Regions from separate parts of the Homo sapiens genome. Here all the other regions are linked to region 2. The links are chromatin contacts, found by Hi-C or POLR2A ChIA-PET in ENCODE. All regions are on one chromosome and are shown on one strand. Each heading gives the region's core, a stretch centred on a gene start or an enhancer-like site at or near the end of the contact. The rest is flanking DNA. Distances are from core to core; before and after follow the strand shown. Region 1 has its middle 160 kb from the start of HLX-AS1. Region 2 has its middle 120 kb from the start of HLX-AS1. Region 3 has its middle 83 kb from the start of HLX-AS1.

The links. A loop is a pair of places that touch in the nucleus more often than their neighbours do. ChIA-PET counts read pairs that join two places held with the same protein, here RNA polymerase II (POLR2A). Pooled maps may share reads with other maps.
Region 1: a loop to region 2 is called in a map of CD14-positive monocyte, with 2.5 times the contacts of the local background. The contact joins two enhancer-like sites. A Hi-C loop is called at or near these places in 5 of 168 maps with a recorded cell type or tissue (CD14-positive monocyte, PC-3, aorta and 2 more) and 5 of 50 pooled maps.
Region 3: a loop to region 2 is called in a map of OCI-LY7, with 5 times the contacts of the local background. The contact joins two enhancer-like sites. A Hi-C loop is called at or near these places in 2 of 168 maps with a recorded cell type or tissue (CD14-positive monocyte and OCI-LY7) and 1 of 50 pooled maps. POLR2A ChIA-PET finds 5 or more read pairs at or near these places in 3 of 52 experiments (AG04450, GM12878 and Panc1).

The regions. Positions count from the first base shown.
Region 1 is chr1:221,034,020-221,037,991 of GRCh38, forward strand. No RefSeq gene overlaps it. Among named protein-coding and RNA genes, the nearest start is that of HLX-AS1, 160 kb to the left of the region's middle. Within about 2 kb of position 1,737, at least 5 of the 41 ENCODE cell types and tissues checked have a DNase peak (open chromatin) inside an H3K27ac peak, as active enhancers do.
Region 2 is chr1:220,998,100-221,002,246 of GRCh38, forward strand. No RefSeq gene overlaps it. Among named protein-coding and RNA genes, the nearest start is that of HLX-AS1, 120 kb to the left of the region's middle. Within about 2 kb of position 2,738, at least 3 of the 41 ENCODE cell types and tissues checked have a DNase peak (open chromatin) inside an H3K27ac peak, as active enhancers do.
Region 3 is chr1:220,960,658-220,964,784 of GRCh38, forward strand. No RefSeq gene overlaps it. Among named protein-coding and RNA genes, the nearest start is that of HLX-AS1, 83 kb to the left of the region's middle. Within about 2 kb of position 1,519, at least 2 of the 41 ENCODE cell types and tissues checked have a DNase peak (open chromatin) inside an H3K27ac peak, as active enhancers do.

The DNA.
Region 1 (3,972 bases), core at 487-2,986, 35 kb after region 2:
AGAAGGATGGAATCAAGAATGGAAGTTGCTTTGGGTATGGGGAGGGGCAGGAGCATGAAAGCTTAAAATAGCTTAGCCCATTAAGGGCAAGTGGGGAGGTTGATTATCAGATAAGTGAGGGCTAGACTAATATGGATTGCCACATATGGGTTTGTATGTTCCATTTGAAGATGGGATTTCAAGTAGAAGACTGATACGATCATATTTACACTTCAAAACTTCATTTGGTCTCTGTATTAATACTGGATAGAAGAAGCCACCAGCACTGGATAAAAGAAAGCCTCAGAGCCTGCTGGAATTATCTGAGGGAAAATTGATGAGGCACTAGGGCAGGGTAGATGGGGAAGGAGAAGAAGAGATGGTTTACTGGTAGTAGGGTGTTCAATTTGACAGCACCTGAAACAGACTGGATTTTGGTGAAGGAGAACACTGGATGAATAGAAATAGCAATGCTGTACACACATGCACACACGAGGAAATGATGGGAGACAGATTTGGGAGGAGGAGGAGCTCAGTTACAGATGTGTATTTGGGTCATGACTCCACTCAGAGGGTTGGGGATGAGAGCTGGCACTCAGGAGCATCTAGAAAGGAGATCCAGAAGGTGAAAAGAAAGACAATTAGAGTGAATAAGGAGAGTCTAGAGGGGCAGCCAGGGATGCTGGACCATAGCCAGAAGACAGCAGTAGTACCCAGAAGTCAAGATGGTAAGAAATTTCAGAGAAGACAAGAGAGTGGATGGTGCAGAGACCAAGACTGAGAAATTAACATTGGAGTTAGCAGTTGGAAAGACACTGGTGTCCCAGATTCCAGTTTGGTGGAGAGGTGCTGCAGCCCTGAGGGGAGGTGAGCTTGAAGATGGTATATGGTGTGTGTGTGCATGTGTGTGTGTGTGCATGTGTGTGTGTGCGTGTGTGTGTGTGTGCATGTGTGTGAGAGCACTATTCCAGTGGAGGAGAAACCCAGTGGATGTGTCCTTGTGGTGATTAGCTGTGGAAGATGGGCAGGGCTACAGACACAAGTTATCAATAAGCTGCTAAACAACTTATCAGTCATGGTGTTACTATTACCAAAAGGACCACATTTTAACAAATTTTAAATGTGCTTCATCTCTTATCACCTTCCCACCATGTCCCTCCGCATTAGAATGCTGTCTCCACCCTTCAAAAGACCCTCTACCTTGTGCTCTTTCACTCCTCCATGCCCTGCACACGTGGTTTCATCTGTCATGAATGTCCTATGCCTCTATGCCTAGCTAGCTGTCTTTCTAAACCACCCAGCCCAAAGGCTGCCTCCTCAGGAAAGCCTCTGGTAATGCCCATGACAAAGTAGTTTCTCCTGTCTCTACTCCCTCAGTGCTCTGCTCACACTTTTGGTAAATAATAGAATGCAGCTTAAAATTACATCTCTCTCCCTTTCTGGATGGTGAATTTCAAAAACATGTTGATTCAGCTGTTCTGCGTGCCTAGTCCAGTGCTCAGCCCATGATGAGAGCTCAGGGTTTGTTTAGTGACAAGCCTTTGGCAAACTCAAAAGTTAGTTGTAAAAACTATTGGTCAGGAATGATGGACCCAAGCCTAACTGACCTGAAGCTATTGTGAAAATGGTAAAAACCAAATCCTCAGCTTTTTGGGCAGGTATATTAAGGGAGGGTGCCAAAATGCTGTCAAAGCTTTTATGTTAAGAAGTTGCATAGGTTCCTAGAGCTATGTCTTCAGTGACACTGGGCAGCCAGGATGACTCATGACCCTCGATTTAAGCATCTGGAAGAGTCAGTTTTATTTTCGGAGAAACTCTGTGTCACCTTTAGTAAAAAAAGAAAGGTACACGAGGCCTTGGCAAGAAGATCTATTTCATAAATCTGTAAAATAAATGAAGCTCTTTGGGGACATTAACTCTTCTATAACCTCTCTCGATGAGTTTGGAAAGTATTTATTATGAGATGGAGCCAATTTCAAAGTGAAGCTGAGAGAATTTTCTTTCCTGAGCTCCTCCTGGAACAGTTACGTTTAGTGATGCTAATCTATGATGATGACTCAGTGACAGGAAGTGACATTGGTCATGCGTTGGCCCCAAACAGTACTTGAGGGGAGGGAGGAGGCCAGAGGACTAAAATCCTGTGTGGTTTTCCCAGTGTTTTTACCTACATGATTGTCATCTTTCCTTTTGAATCTGTCCAGAAATTGTCAGTGAAATGAAAGATCAGTGTTACATATCATTTGGGTTTTTGGCACCAGGGATGTTTGCTTTATTTTGGGTTATATTAAATACAATTAAAATGCACTAATGGTATTATAAAAGTTTTGATTTTAAACAGTGAACTAGGAAATCATTGCAAAAAAGAGTATTACGCATGACATTAGAATATGGGGCTCCAGTTTCAGATTTTTTACTTATATCTGTATGACTTTCAGTGAGTGCATTTAACTTCTTCAAGTCTTATGACCTTACTAATGAAATATGGTAGTAACACCACATCTCAGCAGCATTCATGGAGTGCTTACTATGTGCTTGGCACTGCTTTACACGGGTTAGTTTTCCTCAATCCCTTTGATGTAGGTGTGATTGTTATCCATTGTACAGATGAGGAAATTTAAGTTTGCGGAGTACGTATACCATACTGGGATTCAAATCCAAGACTTTGTGATTCTATTACCAAGTTCCCAACTGCTCTTTTATTTTTATTTTAAAAAAACTTTTATTTTAGGTTTAGGGGTACATGTGCAGGTTTATTATATAGGTAAACTTGTGTCATGGGGGTTTGATATACAGATTATTTCATCACCCAAGTGCTAAGCCTACTACCCATTAGTTACCTTTTCCTGCTCCTCTCCCTCCCCGTACCCTCCACCCTCTGGTAGGCCTCAGTGTCTGTTGTTCCCTTCTTTGTGTCCATGTGTTCTTATCATTTAGCTCCCACTTATAAGTAAGGATATGTGGTATTTGATTTTCTGTTCCTGCAGTAGTATGACAAGGATAATGGTCTCTAGCTCTATCATTCCTGCAAAGAACATGATCTCCTTTTTTATAACTGCATAGTATTCCATGGTGTATATGTACCACATTTTTTTATCCAGTCTTCCATTGATGGACATTTAGGTTGATTCCACGTCTTTGCTATTGTGATAATGATGCAATGAATATACACATGCATATGTCTTTATGATAGACCAATTTATATCCTTTCGGTAAATACCCAGTAATGGGATATTGGGTTGAACATTATTTCTGTTGTTAGGTCTTTAAGGAATTGCCACACTGTCTTCAGCAATGGCTGAATTAATTTAGACTCCCACCAACAGTGTGTAAGCATTTCTTTTTCTCTACAACATCGCCAGCATCTGTTATTTTTTGACTTCTTAATAATAGCCATTCTGACTGATGTGAGATAGTATCTTATTGTGGTTTTGATTTGCATTTCTCTAATGATCAGTGATGTTGAGCTTTTTTTCATATGTTTGTTGGCTGCATGTAGGTCTTCTTTTGAGAATTATCTGTTCATGTCCTTTGCCCACTTTTAATGCGGTTGTTTTATTTTCTTGTAAATTTGTTTAAGTGCCTTATAGATGCTGGATATTAGACCTTTGTCAGATGCATGGCTTGCCAAACTTTTCTCCCATTCTGTCAGCTGTCAGTTTGCTCTTTTAATGGTTTCTTTTGCTGTGCAGAAGCTCTTTAGTTCAACTAGATTCAATTTTCCAATTTTTGTTTTTGTTGCAATTGCTTTTGTTGTCTTTGTCATGAAATCTTTGCCCTTTCCTATGCCCAGAATTGTGTTGTGTAGGTTGTCTTCGAGAGTTTTTATGGTTTTGGGTTTTACAAGTCTTTAATCCATCTTGAGTTAATTTTTGTATATGGTATAAGGAAAAGGTCCAGTTTCAATCTTCTGCATATGGCTAGCCAGTTATGCCAGCACCATTTATTGAATGAGTCTTTTCCTCATTGCTTGCTTTTGTCAGCTGTGTTGAAGAT
Region 2 (4,147 bases), core at 1,488-3,987:
CATCCAGGTTTTGATGTGTCTGGCAGGTTGGTAACCTTGTCCCACCTTCCACAATAATCAGTTTTGCCTCCCGAGGTTGTGACAAAGTGACTAGGAGCTCCAAGGAATGGGATCTCCCAGCTCATCTTCTCACATCGATTAGGGTTTAGTTTGTGAGGCTGGTGGGCAAGAAGACGTTCTTGCACAGCATGGAAAGGAAGGGGCCATACATTATGAGAGTGAACTTTTTAGGCTGGCTGAGAGGGGATAGACACACGCGCCATGCCTGGAGAGCTCATCTTTGGGGGCTATGAGGTATCTAAACAGTCCTCTTTTGCTGTGTCACTGCCTTTATTACTAGACAGAGGCAGTGGCTATTGTATTGTGATGTGGCTGTACTGTTACGGTTTAAAGAGCAAAATCCACATCCCTGAATGTGAGCATATGACAGTGGCCAGCTCATAAAACAGGGCCCAGATCAGGCTTTAGTGGTGCCTACACATTGAATGAGTGAATAAATAATAAATGAATGTGTGAAGTCATCTATGGTCAGTAACCAGGGAGGAAATAGTTTCCGGATTGTAAACAGAACCACTGGAAGGGCCCCAGTGGTGGGAAGGGAACCATTATCACCTTGGTTCTAGCTGAGAAGGATGTTCCTGATGGGAGAATGGAGACTACATGGGCTTAACACAGGGATCTGGTGTAGGAGCCATGGCAGAGGGCCATGGGTGCCAGGCTAAGCAGTGTGGGCTCTATCCCGAAGGCAAGGAGAGAAGACAGTAAACATTTTTTTTTTCGTTTTGTTTTGAGATGGAGTCTAGCTCTGTCACCAGGCTGGAGTGCAGTGGTGCAATCTCGGCTCACTGCAACCTCTGCCTCCAGGGTTCAAGCGATTCTCCTGCCTCAGCCTCCCGAGTAGCTGGGACTACAGGCACGCGCCACCACACCCAGCTAATTTTTGTATTTTTAGTAGAGACGGGGTTTTACCATATTGGCCAGGATGGTCTCGATCTCTTGACTTTGTGATTTGCCTGCCTTGGCCTCCCAAAGTGCTGGGATTACAGGCATGAGCCACCATGCCCAGCCGACAGTAAACATTTTTAAGCCTAAATGTGATATGAATGCAGATCTCTCATCTATCTATCTATCTATCTATCTATCTATCTATCTATCTATCTATCTATCTATCTATTATCGATCTATCTATATATATAGTCTTTCTATGGACTGAAGTGTGTCCTCAAAAATTAATATATTGAAATTCTAACCCTGCAAAGTGACTGCATTTGGAGGTAGGGCTTATGGGAGAGAAATAAGATTAAATGAGGTCATAAAGGTAGAGTCCTAATCAGGTAGGATTGGAGTCCTGATCAGATAGATCTGCCATACAACAAGAGGAAGAGAGAGGGAGAGAGCTCTCTCTTTCTTGGAATGCACACACTGAGGTAAGGCCATGGGAGGACATGGTGAGAAGGCAGCTGCAGTGCCCTCATCAGATGCCAACCCTGCTGGTATCTTGATCTTAGACAGCTTGTAGAACTGTGAGAAGTAAATTTCTGTTTTTTAAGAGACCCAGCCTATGGCCTTTTGTTATGGTAGCCCAAGTTGACTAAGATACAGAAACAAAATGAGACTAGCCAATTCTCCAGGCCCAATCAGGATCTGGCAAGGATGGTCACCTGAAATTGTGCAGGGAAATTTAACAAGGGTTGGGGGCCGTGGATTATCTCTCAGAGATGAGGCAGAGAGAGACCACCTCCCCAGAGAAAGTACAGATGGCATCAGGTTTGAAGCCTTGGCCTCAACATGCTCCTGAGGCTCACTAAATCCTTAAGAGGATGCATAAAGAAGAGACTCACATTGTGGGTTGACATTTGCAGGTTGATCCCAGGATTGAGACTCTCCAGATTTGAGTGCCAAGTCCCAGATCAGCACAGGCATGGCTGCAGCCCCAAGTGTGATGAGCAGAGGTGTGGTCAGCCAGCATGGGGCCTGGTACAGAGGCTGGGCGGGGACTCACCCTGTGTAGGGAAGCCCAATATACAGAGGCCAAGAACTTGTATTTTCTTTGTATCCTGTCAGCAACCTGTGCAGTAGCAAATACCTAAGAGGTTTACAAGCTATGTAGGAAATATTTGGCAAGAACAGTGATCTGTTGTGACATGGCTTATGCATGTGTAAATTTTTTCCTAATCACGATGTAATCTGATTTTGTGGCTATGTAGCCAGTCAGGGATTAGAAAGGTAGGATTTAAGTGTTACCAGACAGCTCATGAAATAATTGGTTAAGTAGTCTTCAATTAAGTGTAAGTGTAGACTGTTAAAAGCACAATAAATCTCTTATAGGTGTTGGAAGTACACCCCAACCCTGCCCCATCTGTCCTCATTCAAAGCCCCTTCCTCCCTCTTCCTTCCCCTGTCCCGAAGAATGACATAATTTCCTCACTGGTTGTCAGTCCTACATGATCCTTATGTGACTGGGCAAATAAACAGCATCTGCCTCATCATAATGGCTAATAATACCAGGTCCCTTCCAGGAAAGTTTCAAAATAAGAGAACTAGATGAGAAAAGCAATTGCCACATATTTATGGCCTTGAATGTGCTTGTCACCGTGCCATGTCCTCTTACGCATTTCCCCTTTTCTCCCAATCATCATTGTGTTTTTACTCCATTTATTGAGAGAGTCATTTTGAGGAACAAATGGTTTCGTTAAGACACAGGCAGACCTGGCCTGATTAACTCTAGCAGGATAGGTCTGACCAGAAGAGGCCAGGGCATGAACCAATCTTTGCCCGCTGGACTGGGAGGGAGATGATTTGAGGAAATTAAATCCAATAGGTAGATTTAAGGTGGTAAACTGGCAGGTACCAGGCATAGGAAGAGCCAACAGAAGGTGACAAAGAGTCTAGCCAGGCCAGTGGGGCAAGGCTATGGGGATTAACAGACAGGGATCACAATAATAACCAGCATTTATTGAGGCCCCCACTATGTGCTGGGCACTGTTAGATGGTTTCTTTGCAGTATCTGTGACTCTGACATAAAACTGATGCTCTAGCAAATTTAACACCCTTTAATGCTCATATCAATCATTCAAAGTAAAGATTATTATTAATGTGATTGTACAGAATGGAACAAAGCATTGAGAGGTTAAGTCCCAGACCACACGGCTACTAAGTGGTAAGGCTGTAAGTGAAGTCCAGAGTTGACTCCAAAGGCCGTGATCTTCCTCACCACAGGCACACACAGGCACACACATGCACACACAGACACACACATGCACACACAGACACACACATACACACACATGCACACACATACACACACATACACATACACAAATATACACATTATGCCTGGATAGACTGCGGCCGGAGAGAAGTTCACTCATCCAAGTAGCAGCCCAGCTTCCCTGACTCTGTCACTTCACCTCTGGAGGCCTGGAGGGTGATGGTTAGGCTTTGGGACTATTGCAAGCTCAGGCCACTCCTTAGTGATGTGGAGCAGGAAAGATCTGGTTCTCCAAATATCTTTTACACAAAAGCTGAGGAATAAATTGTGGGCCAAGAAAGGAGGAGAGGACTGTGTGGGGCTCAGAAATATGAAGATAATAATTTAGGGGAACAGAGGAGAAAGGAAGTAAATAAGGAAAAGAGAAGGGGAGTGGGTCAGGGCAACAGGGCCACAAAACTAATGAACAGAAGGAAGGAGTCTTGGAAGTTATGGAGACAATGGGCTAATTAAGTCAGCCTGCAACTTGGTCACAGGTGGGACCAACAGCTTCTTGGACTTATGCACAATCAGAAGGCCCTAGGGTCATGTGAGTTTTGGGTATGTATGTATGTATGTATGTATCTATCTATCTATCTATCTATATCTATCTGCCTATCTACCTATTATCTATCTACCTACCTACCTATCCATTTATCTATCTATCCATCCATTTATATCTATCTATCTGCCTACCTATACATTTATCTATCCATCCACTTATCTTCTATCTATCTATCTATCTATCTACCTATCTAGCCATCTACCTATCTATTATCTATCTACCTACCTACCTATCCATTTATCTATCCATCCATTTATATCTATCTATCTATCTATCTATCTATCTATCTATCTATCTGCCTACCTATACATTTATCTATCCATCCATTTATC
Region 3 (4,127 bases), core at 269-2,768, 39 kb before region 2:
ATTCAGATGTCAAATTGCTACTGAGCAGGAATGTCTGCCTTTCTGCACCTTGGCAGAGCTGAGCATGTAGTATATTCCAGTAAGGGGTGGTTGATTAATTGATTGAGTTTAACAAGATATCAGAGTCTTGATTCTTCTTCCTGTGTCTCCCATGGAAAATGTAACCTAGACCTGGGCATATAATAGGTGCAGCACATGTACAGAATGCTTGTCGCCTAAAGGACTGGCTCTGATTATCCACTTTCATTTCTTAGCACATGCTACTCTAGATTGGTTGAAGGAATATAGGAAATTCAATGAGCTCTTCTGGTCCCAATTTATGTCTTTAAAATAATATTGATAACACCAAGGCCTTGTCAACCTTGACAGGTGAGATTAGAATCAAGCTTTTAAAGGCTCCCCTCTCCCCTGCAAGTAGGGTCAGTTTAGCAGTAAAAAAGAAGTTTCATGTTATTTTACTAATTTGAGCCTCATAGGAACCCTGAAAAATACTCTTTGTAATTATTCTCATTTTTGAGATGAGGAAACTGAGGCTCAGAAAAATTAAGGAATGTGGTCAAAGTATCAAGCACACACACACACACACACACACACACACACACACACACACACACATATACACACAGAGTAAATAAATGGCAAAGGTGAGATTTGGAATCTAATCTTAATACCAGAGCTACTCTTTTAGGTTTCTGGAAAACTGAAAAGTCAGAAAGAGCAAAAATGTGGTTCTCCTCAGAGGGAAGGAAAGATAAATTTGAGGCTTCCATTCTTCTGTGGATTGAATGCCTCCTGGGCTGAGGAGATAGCAGTAGAATAGTTTGGTACCCCATTGTGGCAATAGTCTGAATTGACGTTCACAAATTACTTGAAGGCCAGATACTGGACTTCATCATAAAATGCAAAGCATTATAACTTGAGCCTCTTTACTTCTCAGCACATCAATTAAGGGTAAGAAATAGGGTAAGTCAGCACCCTATTAGAAACTTCTCAGAAGTTCCAATAAATAGCAAATGAAAAAACCAACCAACCATCCAAATTACTCCCCAAATTGTCCAACTAGAATTGAAGTTCTAAAAGAGTTCTAGGGGCATCACTTTCTTGGAACATTACAGGTTTTCCAGCATTGCAAGGTAATTCAAAGTAGATCATAGAGGAAAATTAACAAGACCCATTTCAATTTTAGAGAGACCAGACCATGAGGCAGGAAAGTATTAGCATCAGGGGCCCTTGAAACCAGGTTCTTTGTTGAAGGGGTTGGGGGGAAGGTCACCAAAACATGGCTGCACTTTTCTCCACCTTGACTATGTTACTAGGGGAGCTAGAAAATAATGAGATGGCTTGGGAATATCCAAAGAACGGTAGCAGAACTTGTGGGTTCTAGAAGTGAATGGGCCTGTCTGCCTGAGGTTTGCTTGGCTCTTGCTGTAGCTGCAGCAGCAGCTCATTCACCGGAACAGAAGGTTGCTGACTGTTTCTCCTTTTGTCCAGAATTGGGTGAACTTTGACTCAATCAACAGTGGTTGGCAAGTATGAGCAATGCTTTCATGAAGATGTCTGACTTAACTAAAATTAGTGCAATGTAATCATGACTTCATGTTGCCCAATATAATCTGTCTTGTGAAGAGAGGGGGTGATGTTTTTCAAATAGTTTTTAGCAGCATCATCAAAAAGAACTTGTAATCATCTCTCAATCATCCCTCCTGAGAGAGAACAGCAGAGTCTGGATGACACACAAGCCCCAAATCCCTTACATTTGTTTTTGATTAATGTTTGCATTTCATTGGAATGCAGGTGTTCCTAATGTTCTGGGAATTCAGATCATTTCAAACTCAACTGGAGTTTGAAGGCACAAACAAGACTGGAATCATCTCTAGTGGCCAGGGAAGGTTGAATAGTTCCCTCCAGAGTGAGTGGGTGTGGAATCCTTCCCAGCTGTTCTGACTGAGGCAAAGACAGCACATTACCTGACATGGCCATATGAAGCACCACCCATACACAGAATGGTTTGCACCTCTTCTTTTGAAAAGAATGGCTAAATGTCTGCTTTAATGACCCTGTACCAGACTATAGGGAGACTAAAGCATAAAGATGTGGCGAATTTTTTTATGGTAATGTCGAGGAAGCCTAACAAATTTTTAGTTAGATAACTTTGGTTTTGAATGACATCTCAGACACTTCTTAGCTACGTAATCTCGGAGAGATTTTGGAAGGTCTTTGAGTCAGTTTCCACATGCGTAAAAAATGTATAATGGTGCTTCCTTTGGTTATTATGCACAATAAAGGAGATATTGTAGTAGGTACTCTATATGTGGTTATCATGCTATTACTAAGAAGTGCTTGAACCTGGCTTACTTTATTTTGTTAATAGGAAGTTGGAACTAAGATAGGATATAAACTAGCCTATGAATATTTGAGCACAAACGTGAAAACTTACATCATTATCCTGGAGAAACAGATTATCCTCTACTAAGGAGGTCTAGAAAAAACAGTATACAACTCTTAACGTTTGAGTTAAGCTGACATTCATATCTGAAATTGTCATCCACCAAAGTGCAAAGCAGCAAGTGGGAGCTGAAAATATTTTACTCAATTATATGTTTTAACGTATTCTTTGAAGGGGTAATGGAGGATGGTGGACCCACATGTAGTGAGCAATCATTCTTAAGGTACAGTGTATTCAGTGGATGAGTCCCTTTGGATAGGAAGTTCAGTTGATAAGCTCCGTTGGTCCTTGATAGTCCTCAGCTTTTAAGTCTAATGAGTCTCTACATAACCAAGTGGATGTATCATATTTTTCTATCACCTGGTAGTCATTTGGTGAAGACTTTGGAGGGATGTAAATAGAACAGCTTGATCTTGGAAACCCAGGAAGAGCCCAGCATCCTGGGGATTTGTCCCAGCATGCTTCATGGGAGATATTACACATGAAGCCCAAACCACCTTCCATCACAGGCTAAAATAGAGATCTGCTTAGTTTTATGTCTGAGACCTAGATTCAATGTTATAGTCCATCTATGTGGTCCACCTTCTCCCTGCCAAAAGGGTAGTTTTTGCCTCTTTGTATGCTCTGGTGTCTTTCCAATCAAATCAGCAGTCTTATTATTCATACTCTACTTCCTTCCATTTCTTTCTCATTGCACTTCCAGGACCAGGAGACAAGCATAGAGATAGATATTGGAGACAAAGATATAAATGTCCTTGTTTTTGTCCTCAAGGAGTTCTTGGTCCTGAGTAGGGTCAGCATGTGCTAATAGTGTGAAAAATAAAACTACAGATATCTGGACATGATACAGAGACAGGAGCACACAGAAAGGGTGTTAATTTCTGATAAGCCAAGGTCAAGAATAATGGAAATGAGCAAAGCCTTTAGAGCAGAAGGAGCACCTGAATTGAATTTATTCATTCAATATTCAACAGATGTTTACTGAGCAGTTATTATATATCAGGTCTGTTCTAGGTACTAGGGATACAGCAGTGAATAAACAAATAACACATAGGTAAAGATTTAGTATGCTATATGGTATTAAGGACAATGGAGAAAAATAAAGGATAAAAGAGAGGTAGAAAGTCCAGCAGTGGGATAAATGAAATATTAGAGGATGAATATTGATCTTTATTGTTAGTCCACTCAGGCTGCTACAACACAGTACTGGACATTTATTTCTTACAATCCTGGAGGCTGGAAAGTTTAAGATCAAGATGCCAGCTGATTTGGTTCTTGGTGAGAGCTCTCCTCTTGGCTTGCAGACTGCTGCATTTTTCGAGTGCTCTGAGAGAGAGAGAGAGAGAGAGAGAAAGAGAGAGAGAGAGAAATAGAGTGAGATAGGGCACGAGAGAGCTCCCTGGTTTTTCTTTTTATAAGGGCACTAATTCCATTATGAAGGCCCCACCCTTATAACCTTATCTAAAGCTAATTACCTCCCAAAGACCCCATCTGTTAATACCATAAAATTCTGAGTTAGGACTTCAACATAGGAATTTTGGAGTGGGGACACAACTCAGTTCATAGCATTTATAAAGTAGTTGCTTTTTGAGAGAGCTGTTTGGATGGTGGCACCACAATGTCTTCTAAAAATGCAAAATCTTTGTTTTCACTGCTAAATTATATGAGTAACAGACACTCC